Linked DNA regions of Homo sapiens: region 1 is linked to region 2. A link is an interaction called in ENCODE POLR2A ChIA-PET data of the cell type or tissue named here. Cell type or tissue: IMR-90. All regions are shown on one strand. Links, peaks and the distances in the headings refer to the core of each region. The heading gives the core; the rest is flanking DNA. Region 1 overlaps BRMS1L (BRMS1 like transcriptional repressor). Region 2 overlaps RALGAPA1 (Ral GTPase activating protein catalytic subunit alpha 1).

Region 1 (2,819 bases), core at 102-2,601, 88 kb after region 2:
GTTTAGGATTGAAGGTAAGAGAAAAACCAAGATACAAGGAGAGTGGCGGTAGCATCAACAGAAATAGAAAAGTGAAAGATTTGAGATGAAGGTGAAAGAAAAGAGTATTTCAGACATGTTGCTTTTTTTTTTCTTTTCTCTCTTTGAGATGGAGTCTCGCTCTGTTGCCCAGGCTGGAGTGTAATGGCGTGATCTTGGCTCACTGCAACCTCCGCCTCCTGGGTTCAAGCAATTCTCCTGCCTTAGCCTCCCGAGTAGCTGTGATTATAGGCGGGTGCCACCACACCAAGCTAATTTTTTGTATTTTTAGTAGAGACAGGGTTTCTCCATGTTGTCCAGGCTGGTCTCGAACTCCTGACCTCGTGATCCACCCACTTCAACCTCCCAATGTGCTGGGATTACAGGCATGAGCTACCATTCCCAGCCTTTTTTTTTTTTTTTTTTTGAGAAGGAGTTTTGCTCTTGGCACCCAGGCTGGAGTGCAATGGCATCATCTTGGCTCACTGCAACCTCCACCTCCAGGGTACAAGCAATTCTCCTGCCTCAGCCTCCCGAGTAGCTGGGATTACAGGCATGCGCCGCCACGCTCAGATAATTTTTGTGTTTCACCATGTTGGCCAGGATGGTCTTGAACTCCTGACCTCAGGTGATCTGCCTGCCTCGGCCTCCCCAAGTGTTAGGATTATAGGTGTGAGCCACCGTGCCTGGCCGACGTGTTGCTTTTGGAGTGATGGCAGTATGCTTAAGATTGCCCAACTGACAAATGGAAATGTGACATTGGAACCTGCCCGATATGGGAAGGGGAGAATAATTTGTAAGTCATCTGCCTTGCCATGAAAGTAGGTGAGATTTCAAAAGCGGGGAATATAGAGAAAGGAGACTGTATGGGAATATATTTCTTTTTTTTTTTTCTTTTTTTTGAGACAGTCTTGCTCTGTCACCCAGGCTGGAGTGCAGTGGCACGATCTTGGCTCGCTGCAACCTCTGCCTCCTGGATTAGATTCTCCAGCCTCAGCCTCCTGAGTAGCTGGGATTACAGGCATCCTCCAACACACCCGGCTAATTTTTGTGTTTTTAGTAGAGATGGGGTTTTGCCACGTTGGCCAGGCTGGTCTTGAACTCCTGACTTCAAGTGATCCACCCGACTCTGCCTCCCAAAGTGCTGGGATTACAGGCGGGAGCCACTGCACCTGGCCTGTTGGTGAATATGTTTCTTAGATCTATAAAGTATTTTGTCTTCAGATGTTCTTGCATTTATGATAGGAGCAAGGATCTCATAAAATTCTATTTGTTAAAATTCTCCCCCTATAATTTTTATGTTGACTCTTGTGATTTTTAACTTTTAAAAATTCCATCCCAAAAAATAATGAACAACTTAATTTTTGAAGAATGTGATAATAATTTGAACTACAAGTCAAAATTTTAAGTGCAAAGAAATTGTTTAAATAAATTTTGCAGTTTGCTTCTGTTAAAGCATCTCTGTTCTACCATATGTCTTTCATGTTAAACTTTCACAGTGTTTTCTTCTCAAATGTTGGTGCTGAGCAAATTCTAAGGCTACGGAAAAGCCTCTACTATCCAGAGAACTTGGATAGTGAGTCATCTTGAGGGACCAAGTTTTGAGTAGCCAAGAAGTAAGCAATCAAAAGCCAGAAGTATTTTTAATCTGTTTTAGAAAATGAGAAAAAAATGAGTCAGCCTTCCATGTTATATAAAAATAATTGAACATGATTTAACTCTTTCTCATAGTTTGACTTTTATTTGATGAAGATCAAGATGCAGATCATTTTGTGCTTCAGTTATTTTGATGAATGAATATATGTGATATGAACATAGAAAATGTGGACTATAGGACAGACCTGGTAATTAACAGTTGCTTTCCTTAAAAAGTTTGTATTTTCCTCCTCATTTGCCTCTTTCTCACTGATAGTAATATGGGTAGACGGAATAAGGGAACGTAGGAATGGCAGACCAGGAGAGCCTGTGGTAAACATAATAAGATTAGTTTTCCTTTTTCTTTTTCTTTTTTTTTCCTTTTTTTGAGATGGAGTTTCGCTCTTGTTGCCCAGGCTAGAGTGCAATGGCACGATCTTGGCTCACCACAACCTCCACCTCCTGGGTTCAAGCGATTCTCCTGCCTCAACCTCCCAGGTAGCTGGGATTACAGGCATGTGCCACCACGCCCAGCTAATTTTGTATTTTTAGTAGAGATGGGTTTTCTCCATGTTGGTCAGGCTGGTCTCGAACTCCTGACCTCAGGTGATCCGCCTGCCTCAGCCTCCCAAAGTGCTGGGATTACAGGAGTGAGCCACCATGCCTGGCCTTTCTTTCACTTTTTATTTTTGAGACAGGATCTCTGTTGCCCAGGCTGGCGCAATCTTGGCTCACTGCAACCTCTGCCTATCAAGTTCAAACGATCCTCCCACTTCGGTCTCTCGAGCAGTTGGGACTACAGGCATCCACCACTATGTCTGGCTAATTTTTGTATTTTTATTAGAGATGGGGTTTCACCATGTTGCCCAGGCTGGTCTTGAACGCTTGAGCTCGAGCAATCCTCCAGCCTCAGCCTCCCAAAGTGCTGGGATTACAGGCATGAGCCACCACACCCGGCCACTTTTCTTTTTTTATGTGACAGGCAAATCAGCCATGTGAGCAGTTCTGAAAGAAGAATCCCAAAAATGTTTTTGAGCAATGTTAGCCTTTAAAGGACACAGTCATTTTGGTGCTACATTCTGGTGAGTTGGTGGAAAACAAACCAAATGTGGGCTAATTACTTTATAGTTATAGCTTATAGTCAGTCCTTTAAAGTGATTTAAAAA
Region 2 (2,819 bases), core at 299-2,798:
TGCGACACCTCCCCATTCCTCAAAAACACTAGTATATCTGTCCTCTCCCTTATATTTCCACTGCAACTACCGCTGTCCTAGATCAGGTACTTATCATCTCACTTCCAAACTTTGCTAATCCTTCCTAACTGGTCTCCTTGCCTACAGACTGACCTACAATCTATCCTCCATTCTGGGCCTGGTATGACCTTCTCAAGTATGTAACTGTTCATGCTACTCTCTTATTCAAAGGCTTTCCAGTTTCTAGAATGTAATTAAAGCCTACTAACATGGCATACAAGTTACTGAACAGAATCTAGTCCTGTCTATCTCATATTTCCTGCTGTTCTGTCTCATCTACTCTACGCTGCAGCCAAATAAAAATATTTTCAAGGTTTCTCATACATTTGCAGGTGCTATTCACACGGTGTGTTACCTTTCCCATTTGTCTACCTGTTCTTTTATCTTATACTATCTCTTCCATGAAGCATTCCCTGATTTCCCCAAGCAGAGTTAGGTGTTCTCTCTTTCATGCTCTAGGATCATAGCAGTAACACTGTTTTATAATAATACTTATTTTGTATGTTTGTCTTCCAGCTAAACCAGAAGTTATGTGAAGGTAGAAATAATGTCTGCTCATGTTTCTACCTCCAACACTTGTTCTCAATGTGGGCAACCAAAAGCTTTGTATGGTATTTTGAAATTTGTGAGTGTTTTCTTGTCACAATAAATAAAAGATACCACTGGAATTTAATGAAATAGGACAGAGAATGCTAAGCATCCTACACAGCACATGACAGTCCTACACACAAAAAAGAAACTGTCTTGTATTCTGTATGTCTTTCAAATGTCTCACAGATGCTATGAGAATTTTAAAAGCCCACTTAGGTCAGGGGCTGTGGCTCCCGCCTGTCATCCCCAGCACTTTGGGAGGCTGAGGTGGGCAGGTCACTTGAGCTCAGGAGTTCAAGACCAGCTGGGAAACATGGTGAAACCCTGTCTCTATTAAAAATACAAAAAAATTAGCCAGGCATGGTGGCGAGTGCCTGTAGTCCCAGCTACTTGGGTGGCTGAGGCTGGATGATGGCTTGAACCCGGGAGGTGGAGGTTACAGTGAGCTGAGCTCATGCCACTGCATTCCAACCAGGGCGACAGAGGAAAACCTTGTTTCAAAATAATAATAATAATAAATAAAATTAAAAACCCATTTACAATTATCTGAATTTATAACATAATTCCACTTTATAACTGTAACACCAAAAATTTAAATGACTCCCTTATATATTGAATTTATCAGAAATGTAAACCAGAACATTATACCTTTTGGGTTTGGTCCACACCATTTGCAAGAGTCGCTGGCACTTCGAAAAACCACATCTCTAATGGCAGCCAGTGCTGGTTACACTACTTGAGTAACGAATAGAACAAACCTACACAACATACCTAACATCACCAATCTACCCTTTCCTCTCTCCTTTCATTCCTTCCATTGTTTGTTTTTCAATTATGTATGTAGATAGTTTATATTATCCATCATTCTTATTTAAGAATAGTAAATGATGTGGGGTAGGCTCATTATATATGGCACATCATGACTAAAAAAGTCAGAGAAAACAAATTCTTTTTAAACTCATAGGTTTATTTTCCAGCATAAAAATATCAATAAATTTGATATTTTTCATTGGTGTGTAAGAATTAGGACTGTAGATATTATTTCATAATTCATATGGTTAATTTTATTTACTTCAATTATATTTCTCAGTTACATTTTTCCCTTTCTTAGAAGGGGGGAGGGTGCTCTATGTTTGTGTGTATATATACATATACACGTATACACACACACACACACACGCTCAGGCTCATCAAATCCCTACAGAACTGGCCTATTCATCCACACATTAGTATCCTGACTAAATTCCACTGATGAGGTTAGATTAACCACTAAAGTGAATAAGCATTACTCAATCATTCCTATCTAGATTTAGCAAGATATGTATCAATCGCAGACAACTTTATGGTGAAAGGCAAATCAGACAAAACAGATAAATCACTTTCAATAAACTTTCTGCACTCCTAACTCCATCTTAGCATCTGCTGTTGGAGAGTCTGACCTGTGACAAAGGTTGAACAATCAAAGGAATAAATGGAACCCCAGGAACCCAAATGCCACCTCTACTACTCTCTCTTTTCTCATCTTTTCCCTGCTGTGAGTAAACTCTAGTCTTTCTTATCACAGAATAACTTATTTTACCAAGTCAAGAAGTTTCACATTCTGAAATCAGCTCTAGTGCAAAAGATTCCAAGGAGGGGGCACAAACACTGTAGCTTATGCTGGGTAGCCACTCCTAAATAGTTACTCCTTCCAGGAAAGGAGGAACTGTGGTTTGGTAATAACAACCCCCTGAAAGTATGTATTTTAAAATCCATTTTGATGTAGTACCACAGTTTGAAATATTATACCTTTATAACAGTACCTAATTTTTATCTAGACAATGGCTTAAAGAATCAGTATACAACCTCAATACTAATTTTTAAAAGTTGTGGTATCACAGGGCTTTGCTATACGGTACTGAGATGACTACTTATATTACCTAAATTGTTGCAAAATATACTGAAAGATATCTTTATCTTCCCATTTAATAAGTATATTTGTGTTAACCCATTATTATGTTTCTGCAAAACTCTTAATCTATTAGACTAACACTAAAATATATAAATCTTATAACTTCACCTCTTCTCTTTTTTCTCCTTCTTCCATTGAAATATCATGGTCTGTGACATTTTCAATGCAAGGGAGGTCTGAAGAAGTGATCACAATTTCTTCAGGCTCTTGCATGAAC

What was found. ChIA-PET counts read pairs that join two places held together with the same protein. Peaks named below come from ENCODE experiments on the same cell type or tissue, not always from the same donor. Only the 100,000 strongest peaks of a DNase experiment are listed, where the experiment ranks them.
Region 1: POLR2A ChIA-PET joins it to region 2 with 19 read pairs; 3 of 35 experiments call an interaction of 5 or more read pairs at or near these places.

The regions. Positions count from the first base shown.
Region 1 is chr14:35,828,046-35,830,864 of GRCh38, forward strand. All of the region lies in intron 1 of BRMS1L (BRMS1 like transcriptional repressor), which reads left to right. Among named protein-coding and RNA genes, the nearest start is that of BRMS1L, 3.1 kb to the left of the region's middle. In IMR-90, for the core only: no CTCF peak of the experiment used is centred there; a DNase peak (open chromatin) is centred at 1,606.
Region 2 is chr14:35,739,658-35,742,476 of GRCh38, forward strand. It overlaps RALGAPA1 (Ral GTPase activating protein catalytic subunit alpha 1), which reads right to left. Exons shown (of 42, transcript NM_001346249.2): 11 at 2,711-2,819. Among named protein-coding and RNA genes, the nearest start is that of SNORA101B, 22 kb to the right of the region's middle. In IMR-90, for the core only: no CTCF peak of the experiment used is centred there; no DNase peak of the experiment used is centred there.